Linked DNA regions of Homo sapiens: region 2 is linked to region 1. The links are chromatin loops, found by intact Hi-C in ENCODE. Cell type or tissue: PC-9. All regions are shown on one strand. Each heading gives the region's core, and the rest is flanking DNA. Links, peaks and the distances in the headings are about the cores only.

Region 1 (7,463 bases), core at 1,675-5,674:
AAATATATTTGTATATTCTAATTTAGGTTATGTCAATATCTTATATTCACATTTGTGAATGCTTGTCATGCAACATATTCTGTATTATTCTTAATAAATGAGTTGAATGTAAAATTATTCAGTATTTTGGTATTTAAAATGAGGTAGTTTTATTATATAGTCTGACAGCTTTTTGTCAATGAAAGAAAATTTTATTAATTGAAGTGTGTAGCTGTTCAGGTTTAATAATTCAAATATTAATAGAAATGTAAGATCTTATAATATGATTAGCAATTTTTAATCAATATAAGAAGATACTGATTGTGTATTAACAGTTATTTCCATAGAAAGGAAGTACAATTTAAGGTAACCAATGTAAAAAATTGAGTGTACTTTGGGTTTGATAAAAAGGAATACATTGAAATTAATGATATTTGAGGAGATTCACATAAGTTAGGCAATTTACTGAGTCCATCTTTGTACTTCCATATCCCTTGTCTCTGAACGGGATTTAGAGATATGAAACTTCTTGAGATTTCTTGACTCTGGCCACTGATTCCAGACACATGGAAACATGATCAAGAGAGATATCAACAGATTTAGTACTTCAGCTTCCTCTTCCTCCCCATTCCACACAACCCACTGCCTCATGTAGTAGATGATAAATACGTATTTTTAATTCTCACAATATATTGGAGAAAAGAGACTTGAAAACTCATAATGCAGTCATGTCCACATAAGAAAATGCTTTTAAATATTTCTCTTGTTGCAACAAATGTTTATGACAACTATAAATGGCCTATGTTTGTGATAACAGCTTGCAGAAACCACAGGTCCTGACTCTCCCCTGAATTATATCATAGAAATGCAATACCTGTTTTCATAACCTCTCTGCTCAGGTCATTTATGGGAAGAACAAAATTGGGAAAGTACATTTTTTTTTTTAACTCAAAACCTACCACGGTTAAATCTCTAATCTATAAGCACAGAAACAAAGATGAACACTTGGACTCTACCTTCAAAGAGCTTAGAGTTCAGTAGAGATGATAAAAGGTGCACACAGAGAGCTGCAATACAGACAAGATTTCAAGAGGCTATGTGCTGTACAAAAGTTACAAAGAAAATGATGGTTTCAAACACTCCATTGTGACCATCTTTGCAGGCATGTGAAGACATACAGCCGAGATAATGTAGGGATGTGTACAGGGTATCAATTTGCAGTAAGTTTTGGAGTTTTTTAATTCCAAAAATTTTTGAAATTTGCTGACAAAATGTCATTTTAAGTACTGCTGAATTATATAGATGCAAAGAAAGAGAAATAGTTAATATGTCAATGATGTATTCTTAAACATATAAAACTCAAATTCCTAAGTAATGACTCAGCCTTCACAATTATGACTTTTTAACATATGGATCGTTACTGACTTCATCTTAATTGATATGACAATTTTCTGTACATTCTGTGGCAGCATTTGGCATTGTGGTTTTATTCAGAATGAATAACTCAAGTATCTGACATCTTAATGTGGGGACATCTGTCAGTCTAAACTAAAACTGATCATTGAATTTTTAGCAACAAAATATTTATAGCTTATAAGTGATAGAATGTAAAATAATCTCTGAAATAATTTAATCATTTTCTATAAATTATGTATTCATGTCATAAACAATATGCTATGTCAGCATGCACAGTATATAATAAACCTCTTTTTCTTATACATATTTACTACACAATAAAATGTATTACCCACAATTTTGTGTTGCACGAATATACTTTTCCTCTTGTTGAATTGCAAGCAATTTTTTATCCTTCTTTGGTGAAACAAGATAAAATGGACCTTCCTCTTGGCTAATTCCCAAACATTCTATACTTCCATTACTACATGTACAATGTTTGATCCACAAATAAATATCTTGTGAATATTGCTAATAATATTTCTATGATTTTTTTCACCAACTTTCAAAACAGCACATTGTTGAAATTAACAATAGTAATGGTTGACAAAAATGTCATTAGGGATTCTCAAATAAATCAGAGGTTAAGAGTCTTTTAATTAACTACACGTCTCCTTTTCTTCCCATTTTTAGATCACGGCTTCAGTCAGCCACTTTTACTGACAGGAATGCATTTTATTCCTTAGTTGTTTCATGTAGAGGGATAGTCAAATGACTGAGAATCATTGCATTATTATACATTAAACAGAATTTCATATTTAGTAAAAATAAGTCATTCTCTTTTGATGCCATAATATTTAGGCAATTTTCATAGACAAGAAAAGTCTACAGAAATTATTTTTTCCCATTCCAAAAGCTGGTCATATGGATGAAATAATCCTTTTTATTCATTCTTGGCCTTTGAAGTTATACACTAAGCTCTTAGGAAAATGTAGATGTTGGAATTGTGTATTAAGAATTGAGTATGGTCAAAATGTAATTATTGAATTAACATTGGACATACACATAGAAGGCATGGTGTGAGAACAAAATCTGCATTTTCTACTGACAATGATGTAAATGTTTCATGGCCCATATTTGGAGAAATATTGTCATTGAAGCTGCATAGGTCTTTGGATTAATACTGTTTGGTTTTGGACCCTGAGTCCGCCAATTTTTCAGATAAGCCAACTCAGGCATTACTTATTTAGTGTTGCTAAGTCTCAGTTAATTCAACTGCAAGCCAGTTATAATATGCTTTCTATTTCACAGAGTCGCAGTGAGGATGCATTGAGGTTATGCATGCAAAGCATTTGGCCCAGAGACTGGTACTAGGAGAGACTGATTAAGTTATCTCGTCATCATCATCACCATCATCATAGGATCAACATGCTAAAACTCCATATTAAAAATATTTAAGGTATGAGAGATACAGCAGATCACGGCGGACAGCAGGCAGGACTAGACTGCAGCTCCAGACAGCGCAGTATGCAGAGGCTTGCATTGTGAATTTTAGCACCAGATTGACTGCAAAAACAAACCAGCAACCCAGAGAGGACCCACAGACCCTCTGAAGGAAGCAGACTGCTCCTGCAAGACCAGGGAGACATCCCAAATACTGTGAGTGCCCCAACTGCAGAAGTGGGAAAGAGACCCTCCTTTCCCAAACACACACCCCCACCGGAGAAGCTGAAGGTCTGTTTGCTGGAGACGTTCTCGACTTACCTGGAGCTGAGTCAAATTAGAGAGCCGAGGTGATTGAAATACAGGGGTGGAGGAGGTAGCTGGGAGGCCCTGGGAGCTCACTGAATCCCCATAGCCCATTCCTGCCTGCCTGGCACCACAGGGATCCATCAGGAGGGTGGCCAGAGGAGCAGGGGGTAAAACCCCACCGGGAGAAGGACTTCCCCACCTGAACTTTGTAACAATTTGAGCAGGGAGAGAAGCCTCCTGGCCAGAACGCAGGAGAGGGTGTGAATCTGGCTTGCAGACTTCACAGGTGAGGGAAGAACTGAAGCCCTTTTCTTTTGCAGCTGGGAGGTGGAAAGCCTCGGACAAGTTTTTAAGCCCGCTCTCCGCCTGGAAACAGGCTGTGGGTGGCACTGTGGGAGTGAGACCAGCTCTTCGGTTTGCGTGGGAGCTGGGTGAGGCCTGTGATTGCCGGCTTTTCCCCTCTTCCCGGACAACCTGCATGACTCAGCAGGAGCAGCGGTAATCCTCCTAGGTACACAGCTCTGGTGACCTGGGAATCTCACAGCAGCCACAGCAAGACCCGCCCAAGGAGAGTCTGAACTCAGACACACCTAGCCCTGCCCCAACCTGATGGTCCTTCCCTACCCACCCTGGTACTGGAAGACAAAGGACATATAACCTTAGGAGTTCTAGGGCCCTGCGCCCTACTGGTCCCTCTCCGCATTACTACAGCTCATGCTTTCTGGAAAGCGCCACCTCTTGGCAGGAGGTCAACCAGCACAAAAATAGAGCATTAAACCACCAAAGCTAAGAACCCTCACGGAGCCAGCACCCTCTGCCACCCCCACCAGAACAGGTGCTGGTATCCACAGCTGAGAAACCCATAGACAGTTCACATCACAAGACTCTGTGCAGAAATCCCCAGCACCAGCCAGGAGCTGGGTAGGCTTGCGGGGTGGCTAGACCCAGAAGAGAGACAACAATCACTGCAGTTAGACTCACAGGAAGCCGCATCCATAGGAAAAGGAGGAGAGTACAACATCAAGGGGACACCCCATGAGACAAAAAAATCTGAACAACAGTCTTCAGCCCTAGACCTTCCCTCTGACAGAGCCTATCCGAATGGGAAGGAACCAGAAAACCAACCTTGGTAATATGATAAAATAAGGATCATCAACACCCCCCAGAAATCACTCTAGTTCACCAGCAATGGATCTAAACCAAGAAGAAATCCCTGACATACCTGAAAAAGAATTCAGGAGGTTAGTTATTAAGCTAATCAGGGAGGGACCAGAGAAAGGCGAAGCCCAGTGCAAGTAAATCCAAAAAATGATACAAGAAGTGAAGGGAGAAATAGTCAATGAAATAGATAGCTTAAAGAAAAAACAATCAACAATTCAGGAACTTTTGGACACAATTTTAGAAATGCAAAGCTTTGGAAAGTCTCAGCAATAGAATTAAACAAGTAGAAGAAAGAAATTCAGAGCTCGAAAACAAGGTTTTTGAACTAACTCAATCCAACAAAGACAAAGAAAAAAGAATAAGAAAATGTGAACAAAGCCTCCAAGAAGTTTGGGATTATGTTAAATGACCATGCCTAAGAATATTCGGTGTTACTGAGGAAGAAGAGAATTCTAAAAGCTTGGAAAACATATTTGGGGGAATAATCAAGGAAAACTTCCCAGGTCTTGTGAGAGACCTAGATAGCCAAACACAAGAAGCACAAAGAACACCTGGGAAATTCATCACAAAAAGATCTTCACCTAGGCACGTTGTCATCCGGTTATCCAAAGTTAGGAAGAAGGAAAGAATCTTAAGAGCTGTAAGACAGAAGCACCAGGTAACCTATAAAGGAAAACCTATCAAATTAACAGCAGATTTCTCAGCAGAAACCCTCCAAGTTAGAAGGGATTGGGGCCCTATCTTCAACCACCTCAAACAAAACAATCTTCAGCCAATAATTTTGTATCCAGCAAAACTAAGTATCATATATGAAGGAAAGATACAGTCATTTTTCAGACAAATGAAAACTGAGAGAATTCTCCATTTCCAAGCCACCACTATGAGAACTGCTAAAAGGAGCTCTAAATCTTCAAACAAATCCTGGAAACACATCAAAACAGAATCTCTTTAAAGCATAAAGCACACAGGATCTATAAAACAAAGATACAAGTTAAAAGGCAAAAGCAAAAAACCAAAAAATAAAAATAAAAAACAATGAAGGCAACAAAAAGCATGATGAATGCAACAGTACCCCAAATTTCAATACTAACATTGACTATAAATAGCCTAAATGCTCCACTTAAAAAATACAGAACTGTAGAATGGTTAAGAACTCACCAACCAACTAGCTGCTGCTTTCAGGAGGCTCACCTAACACATAAGGACTCACATAAACTTAAAGTAAGGGGGTAGAAAAAGGCATTTCATGCAGTTGGATACTGAAAGTGAAGAAGGGGTAGCTATTCTTGTATCAGACAAAACAAACTTTAAAACAACAGTGGTTAAAAGAGACAAAAAGGGACATTACATAATGGTAAAAGGCCTTGTCCAACAGCAAAATATCACAATCCTAAACATATATGCACCTAACACTGGAGGTCCCAAATTTATAAAACAATTACTAACAGACCTAAGGAATAAGATAGACAGCAACACAAAAATAGAGGGGGACTTCAGTACTCCACTGACAGCACTAGAGAGGTCATCAAGACAGAAAGTCAAGAACAACAACAAAAAACAATGGATTTAAACTATACCTTGGAAGAAATGGACTTAACAGGTATGTACAGAACACTTCATCCAACACCTGCAGAATGCTCATTCTATTCAACAGCCCATGGAACTTTCTCCAAGATAGTCCATATGACAGGCCATACAATAAGCCTCAATAAATTTAATAAATTTGAAATTATATCAAGCATTCTCTCACACCACAGTGGAATAAAACTGGAAATCAAATCGAAAAGCAACCCTCAAAACCATGAAAATACATGGAAATTAAGTAACCTGCTCTTGCATAAGCATTGGGTCAAAAACAAAATCAAGATGGAAATTAAAAAATTATTTGAGCTGAATGACAATAATGACACAACCTATCAACACCTCTGGGATACAGCTAAGGTAGTGCTAAAAGGAAAGTTCATAGCTTTAAATGCCTACATCAAAAAGTCTGAAAGAGCAAAAGCAGACAATCTAAGGTCACACCTCAAGGAACTAGAGAAACAAGAAGAAACCAAACCCAAACCCAGCAGAAGAAAGGAAATAACCAACATCAGAGCAGAGAGAAACAAAATTGAAACAAACAAACAAACAAGCAAACAAAAAAGTACAAAAGATAAATGAAACAAAAAGCTGGTTCTTTGAAAAGATAAATAAGATTAATAGACCATTAGCAAGATTAACCAAGAAAAAATAGAGAAAATCCAAATAACCTCACTGAGATATGAAACAGGGGATATTACAACTGACACCACTGAAATACAAAAGATCATTCAAGGCTACTATGAACACCTTTACACACATAAACTAGAAAACCTAGAAGAGATGGATAAATTCCTGGAAAAATACAATCCTCCTAGCTTAAATCAAAAAGAATTAGATACCCTGAACAGCCGAATAGCAACCAGCGAGATTGAAATGGTAATTAAAAAATTACCACCACAGAAAAGTCCAGTACCAGACGGATTCACAGCAGAATTCTACCAGAAATTCAAAGAATTGGTACCAATTTTTTTTGACAATATTACCCAAAAGAGAGAAAGAAGGAACCCTCCCTAATTCATTCTGTGAAGCCACCATCACCTAAATACCAAAACCGGGAAAAGACACAACCAAAAAAGAAAAATATAGACTGATATCCTTGATGAATATAGATGCTAAAATCATTAACAAAATAATAGCTAACTGAATCCAATAACATATCAAAAAGATAATCCACCATGATCAAGTGGGTTTCATACCAGGGATGCAGGGATGCTTTAACATACACAAATAAATAAATGTGATTCAACACATCAACAGAATTAAAAACAAAAATCACACAATCATCTCAATAGATGCAGAAAAATCATTCAACAAAATCCAGCATCCCTTTGTGATCAAAACCCTCAGCAAAATCGGCATACAAGGGTTATACCTTAATGTAATAAAAGCCATCTATTACAAACCCACAGCCAAAAAAGTACTGAATGGGGAAAAGTTAAAAGCATTCCCCCTGAGAACGGGAACAAGGCAAGGATGCCCTCTGTCACCACTCCTCTTCAACGTAGTACTGCAAGCCTTAGTCAGAGCAATCAGACAAGAGAAAGAGACAAACGGCATCCAAATCAGTATAGAGGAAGTCAAACTGTCCCTGT
Region 2 (7,463 bases), core at 2,234-6,233, 410 kb before region 1:
TGCTAAATGAGCAGAACCAAAACTCTTGTACTGGACAGCAGCTTCCACCTCCCCTAACTTATTTTGCTAGGATGATTATGATTAAACTTTATGTAACTAAAAAAGATAATACAAAGGCAGTAGATCTACACATCTAATAAGTAGGTAAAAGAAATTTATAAAAAAGTGATTGTAAAAGCAAACAAAAATCCTGTTTCCAATGAGCCCTGCTTCTAGTAATGGGAACAGAGGAGACACTCCATAAGTAGCTTTAAACATCTTCTCATACTTCTCATTATTGTGGTGTTCATCTATCTTGATGAAGTGATATCTTGAGACTTCTCTTTGACTTTCTACTTGAACAATGACAAGTTGGGAGTGCAGTAGCTGACAAGCTGAAGTCTTCAACAAATCCTTTTTATTGCATTCTCTACCAGATGCATCATTCCCAGAGAGAGGATACTTGACTTCCCATGACTGTATTGGGGAATAAATATGGAATTTTTGAGTCACTAAAGGAATTTAGTTTCTGCTATTTGCTTCATATACCTACTGTTTAGATTGATACTAACAGTATTGTTAACCCATTTAAATGGTTTTGAAAAAAATATTGCCTTCACGGATCTTCATCATGTAACTTAATTACCATGAGTTGATAACATCATGTAATGAATTATTTTTAACTAAAAGAGTCAACTAGAAACAGAAAGTTGCATTGGAATTTATATTTTGATGGCTGGCCATGGCAGCAGAGTGTGAGGGAACTAGCCAAAGATAGAGAAATAATTGTTTCCCTAAAAGATGTGAGATTTAGAAAACAAAAGATAGCCTCAAGCACTCAGGGTTCTGATAGATGATGCAGATTCCAGGCCCAGGATGGGCAGGACCTTCATTTGATCAACTAGACTGGGATACAAGAAAAGATTGATGTCAGGGCAACAAATAGCTGTAAATCTTAAGTAAAAAATGTTCATGATCAAGTACCTCTGGCTGTGTATATAGTCATTGCTGCCTATTTTTATTTTGTTGAGAGATTGCCTGGATTACATGCTTGTCAATTATTGAATTTGAATATTTAAATGTAAAAACAGAAACATGCATCATAGTAAATTTTAGTAAATCTTTTCTTCCCTTCCTCCTTAAGCATGTAGTAAACATGTTCAGGGACCTATGCTAACCACTCACAGATGAATATATATACACTTATATGTTCATACATACATACATGCATACATATATATACACATACATCAGTGGCTCTCAATCCAAAATAATTTTATCCCTCAAGGAATATTTTGCAAATGTTTGGAGATATTTTTGACTGTCATCACTGGTGAGGAGGTGCTACTGGCATCCAGTAGGTAGAGACTAAGGATGCTGCCAAACATCCTACAATGCACAGCACAACCTCCCACAACAAATAATTATCTAGTCCAAAGTATCAGGAGTGCTAACTGCTGATGCTTACAGACTAATGGATCTAAAGAACTATGCACTATAAGACTGTAATAATATTTTTAAATGTCATTTTATTTATTTGCATACAGTTTTTTGAAGGAAATCTATCCAAATATTTCTTATAATTAACTACTTATAATTGCCAATCCATGCAAAAGGAAAGAGAAATCTCAAACCTTTTTGATAATTTTTTACATAAAAATAATGATAATTACATTTGTCTTAAGCATCCATAATAAATTGAAATGATGCTTGGAGGATTATGTCAAGTTCAAGATATATTTTCATTACCATGAAGTTTGATTTATTCCAATTATGAAAGTGAAGTTGCACCATGTAAAATACATATCTGCTAAGAGTAAAGCAAATTCAAAAATTCATTCTCTTTCATTTTAGTGCAAAATGCTTTAAGAAAATACAAAATACAATGTGAGAATCACATAAAACTTATTTGGAATTGTTGGCACCATGTCATTATGCTATTAATGACTCATTTATTTTAAGACATACTGATGTAAATAAAGTTAATTAGGATAGTTCATTACCTACCTGTGATTATTTAGAGACATTTTGAAAGAATTCATATTTAAGACTATTTCCCCAACTGACTAGCCACAAAGTATCTAAAATATCATAGGGATTCATTTTTTTTTTTTTTTTGGCCTATGGCTTTTCATTTCATGATTATCTATTTAAGCAAAAATATCCCAGAGAAAAGATGTAAAAATATTAAGAAAACAGCAATTTAGCGTAATTTTTTTGGGAAGGAGGATTAGTAGACAGTCACTTCTAGAGGTCCAGAAATAGAACACAGAGCAGATAAACACTGATAATGTCAAAGGAGAGCTAAGTAAGTTGGGAAACTGACCGTGGTGAAGAATGCCAGGGCCAGGCCCTAGCGTATGCACTTTTCACAAAGTATGTTTTAGTTTGGATTCTGACCAAAGTAGACCCTAAGACACAGAGTTAAGTAAAAATAGGTAATATAACTAAAACAGTGGGCAATTAAGGCAAGGAAAGAGGAAAATATAATAAGGGGTGCATTAACAAGCACGCTACTGATATGAGAAATTAGGATTCATTTTATTGGAAATTCTCTAGGGAACTATATAAACCATGCTTTAATATTTACACCCTAACAAACAGAAAATGTGAACTATCTATCCAATCAAATACTTTTATTTTCCAGAATACCTTCCCCATAAGCTGAGCATTCTCCTGTGATATTAGGCAAGGAAAAACCATCAGGCACAGACATAGAGTGATACATGTACAGAAAATGTCTGCTGCAGCTTTAGACGAACCGAGGGGTGGCACAAGGAAATAGGGGCAGACTATCAACAAAACCTACTGTGGGCTGGGTGTGGTGGCTCACACCTGTAATTCCAGCACTTTGGGAGGCCAAGGTGGGTGGATCACTGGAGGACAGGAGTTTGAGATCAGCCTGGCCAACATGGCGAAACCCCGTCTCTACTAAAAACACAAAAATTAGCTGGATGTGGTGGCGGGAGCCTGTAATCCCAGATACTCTGGAAGCTGAGGCAGGAGAATCACTTGAACCTGGGAGGCAGAGGTTGCAGTGAGCGGAGATCATACCACTGCACTCCAGCCTGGGTAACAGATCCAGACTCCGTCTCAAAATAAAAAAATAAAAATAAATAAATAAATAAATAAATTTTAAAAATCTACATGAAGTATTTAATATGCTCCTCAAAATAACTAATTATTTCAATTTAAGAAACAGGAAAACTGAAAAACCGAAACACAGTTTGGTAAGAAAACTGAGGTTCACAGTTGTTAACTAACTTACTGTCGATTCACATAAGCTTATAAGAGCTGTAGTAAAGTTTGAAACAGAGATATCCTAGCCTGTAATCACATGCCCGTGACTTTGCACGTGCCTACGTTATGAAATGCACTAAATAGACAATGAATAGTAGTGCTACATCAGGGTGACACTGGGCTCCTAACTGATGTGAAATTGAAAAAGATATTGATTTAAGGAATTAGATAAGAATGCTGAGAACAGGTTAACATTTTGTTCAAGGATAAATCAAAAATATATACTACTTACAAATACATGTGAAGGATTGGCCATACAAATTTCTAAGTGCTATTTCTTTTAATGCTACTGAGAAGATCTTGGAGACAGAACGATTCTGTAAAATCAAGTTACCTGTCACCACCATTTGATTTCAAGAAAAATTAAAACCACAGCAGGGTCTTTCTAGCTTCTCAAAAGATAGGAATTAATACATCTTCTCTATGGAAAAGAATAAAGTAAGAAAATTATATAACAGGAGGCAGGGCCTACCACTGAGCATTGCACACACATATAGAAATTCTACACATGGTAAAACGAAATTTGAGGAGTATATATATATATATATATTCATATATATGTATGTATATGTATGTGTATATATGTATGTGTATGTGTGTGTGTGTGTGTGTGTATATATATATATATATATATATATATATATATGAGATAGAGAAACCTGATGCTGATTCTGAGATAAACTAATCTAAGACAGAAATTAACAATGATGAAAATAATCAGTGATGTAATATACACATGGCAAGGGAATGAACGAAGAGTACAGTAGCATTTATAAAGAAAATCATTGACAGTTCAGAAACTCATTTTTCTCCCTACTTTAGTAGCTCAGAAGATAGCCAGCATAGCAGGTCTATGTTAGGTTAACAAAAGAACAGGCTGACACAAGACACTAAACTCAGAGGTTCCCCTTCGTAATATGCCTACTTCTCTGACCAGAGCGTTTCCCACTTTGTAGTTTTATGGATGTTGTCTTCCCTCTGATGCCATTACTGAGTGATACAGGGACAGAGACATTCCCTACTTGACATTTTACATAGGCTATGACAAAGGCTGATCATATATGCCTGACCTAAGCCGTGGAATAATACAAATTGGGGTGGGGGAGGAAGTTATGTGTACTCTACTAGATGACTCAATAAACCTTGTGTAATGTCTTATCAGTGGTGTGTTTCTTGAGGCCTCTGCACAGTGGTTTCCAGGTATTTCCACACTGATTCTTGTGTTTACTAGATTTTTTTTTGCATTGATCACTTGAGCAGAAATTCTCAGTTAACTATATTTTACCTTCAAAATATCTCTGCTTCTCAAATTTCAATCTTGTTTCCCTTCAACCAGACTCCATAACTCTTCTCTGTTTACTTTCAGATATTACTTATCATGGTGGTAAACTTTATTTATTCCTTTTTTCTATTAATGCTAACTATACCAAGAATACATTACCCAGACACCTTGAAAAGGCAATGCACTAGAAAACTGAAGAATTCACTGAAATATAACAAGCCATTATCACCTTCTTCCCCTAACATCTTCATTTTATATAGGAGCCACTGTAAATTAAGTCAAAAGAAACAATTTAAAATTTAAAATTTTCAAAAATGGGTCTGCTTCTATAAGATCAACTTTTTTGGTTTCTATCTTTGAGTGAGAATGTGCAGTGTTTATTCCTCTGTGCCTGGCTTATTGTATTTAAGATTATGTCCTCCAGGCTCATCCATGTTGCTGATGATAGGATTTCATTATTTTTCATGGTAAAATAGTATTCCAGGCTGGGAGGGGTATTTGAGAGAGGATAGGAAAAGGTTGGTAAATGAATATAAAATGATAGAAGGAATAGATCCTAGTGTTCTACAGCACTGTAGGGTGACAATAAGTAACAATTTATTGTATATTTTCAAATATCTAGAAGAGAGGATTTTGAGTGTTCCCAACAAAAGAAATTATAAACGTTTGAGGTGATGAATATGCTAATCACCTTTATTTCATTATTATAGTGTATACATGTATCAAAATATTATACTGTACCTCATAAATTATATATAATTATGTGTCCATTAAAAATAATTATGACGAAATGTAAAAATCCTTAAGGTGGGAAAAAAAAAAGCAGGTCTTTAATAGAAATATGTTTTGCTTTGATACGGCTTTTTAACCATTCAACATATGAGCTATAATAAGCTGCCCTGGTTTCCTCTGGCTTGGGCGATCTTTGAAAACTATTCTGCATGTGGCCATGGAAACTTGCAGTGCTATGCTGCAGCAGCTCTGCCAATGAAATGAGTCAGAAACTGTTTGGAAACTCAAGACAATGACGGAAGCGCAGTTGTTTTTTCTTTTTTCCTGTTTTAATTAACCACAATCCCAACCTATGTAAGATATTTTCCAATGAGCCAGTACAGAAAATGGTATCAAGAGTGCAACACATTTAAGGCAGATTTGAAAGTCTTTCAATTTCTAATGCAGATCTGCTCAATATGTTTCACATGTAAGTAAACCGAGTGGATTTTATTTTCATTTTAATTGCTAGCACGGGCCATTTTTAAAAGACAAACTATTTTTTGATAAAACCAGTTTTTCAGACACTAAAATAAATTACACTGAAGTATGCAACCTTTTGAAATCTATTTTTTCATTGTCAATATAGCACATCCCATTATTTCAGATCTTAAACCTAATTAAATGTCAGAAAATGTCAGTGAGTTATCTTTCAGTAATGATTTGCTAATTATTCTACTTGGGTACTTTAAAAATCTTTAGATAGTACAGTCTTTCGTTTCAAGATCTTCAAGTTTGGTAAGTTTAATCATTAAAGAAGCTTCTGTTCCTCTTGTAGGGTCTTTATTTTCTGGTTCAACCTGCTAGAGAGAAGACAACAAATGAAAATGAACTAAGAAAAGTTGAAAAGTGTGCTTTTTCAATTTGGTTCTTCTTTGGTCACTCTCTCTCAGCCCTAGAGGCAATAGATGCTTTCTGCATTTACTATTTCATTATAATTTTGGATTATCTTTTTTATCTTTTTGTCACACTTAATAGTTGACAGTTTTGCATATTTCTCTTGTTCAGATTAATGTGGTCTCCTGTCCTGATTGGACTCTGATAAACACACTCTTCTTTTTCCCTGGTATTTTCTTCCCCTTTCTATGCTCCAACAAGTTACAACTGAAAATTGTTCCCAGGCCCAACCCCCCACTTTATCTCTCTGGGCCTCAAGCAAAATAAGTTACTTTTTATTTTTTATTCACTGTGTTCACTTGTTTGGAATACTCATCCAAGTACATCGAAGCGCTCTGCATACACATTCCTCCTTCATTACATGTGGAGCTTCTAAATAATACAACCATGTCTTTTTGTCTTTATTCCTCAAATGGTGAACATAATGCCTAGAACATAATAGGTACCTAATAGATAGTGTTTTGTGAAGAAAATTGTGAAAAAAGCATACGTTCACTAACAATAAAACAAGTCCCTTAGGCAAGTCATTTTAATCAGAAAGGGACATCAAAACCAGCATTAGATGTTTTGGAATTAAACGTAACATCTCACAATATTTAGTGACGTTTTGTAACATAGTGTGTGTTTCTTCCCTGTTTATATTTTTTATTGTAAAAAACATTTCGAGATTCCTCTTTGACAAAGTTAAGTTCTTATTTAAGAAACTGCTATTTTACTTTTTAAAAATAAACAGAAGTGAGGAGATTTTAAAATACTAAAATATGTCAGTTTTCTTTTCTTCCAGATGCAAGAAAATATTAGTATATGTGAATCATAATATGTATTTCCAGGTCCTCAATACATAGTAAAGTCTTCTTTCCTCCTCAGATCCATCCAGAAAACTTAAATGTCTGGTAATCTTTGAACATCTTTGGATTGCAGCTATTAATGTGTCAAAGCTATACTAGCCAACTTGAATTCAGTGAAAACCAGAAAAATCCAGTTATTGTGATTAAATTGTTTGGTTGAAGTTTTATACCAATGGGGACCAGTGGAGACTAAATTGAATCATAATTCCCCTTCTCCATGACCTCTGTCCCCATCACCCATGAAAATGTTATGTCCTAAATCTATACAGAGACTCTGAGGCATAGTTCAGAGAACAGAATTATCTACATCACTGTCATTGCCATGGCAGTTATTCAGCTTCTGCCTTAAAAAAATGTAATATTTCCACATGACCCTAAAAAGCCCC

The links. Peaks named below come from ENCODE experiments on the same cell type or tissue, not always from the same donor. Only the 100,000 strongest peaks of a DNase experiment are listed, where the experiment ranks them.
Region 2: a loop joins it to region 1, with 1.9 times the contacts of the local background. A loop is called at or near these places in 1 of 110 quality-filtered maps.

The regions. Positions count from the first base shown.
Region 1 is chr3:165,871,109-165,878,571 of GRCh38, reverse strand. No RefSeq gene overlaps it. Among named protein-coding and RNA genes, the nearest start is that of BCHE, 37 kb to the right of the region's middle. RefSeq lists enhancers at 3,468-3,991, 2,835-4,034. In PC-9, for the core only: CTCF peaks have their summits at 3,616 and 3,817 (motif pointing left); a DNase peak (open chromatin) is centred at 3,751; H3K4me3 peaks cover 2,467 bases; H3K27ac peaks cover 1,853 bases.
Region 2 is chr3:166,282,154-166,289,616 of GRCh38, reverse strand. No RefSeq gene overlaps it. Among named protein-coding and RNA genes, the nearest start is that of BCHE, 450 kb to the right of the region's middle. In PC-9, for the core only: no CTCF peak of the experiment used is centred there; a DNase peak (open chromatin) is centred at 4,396.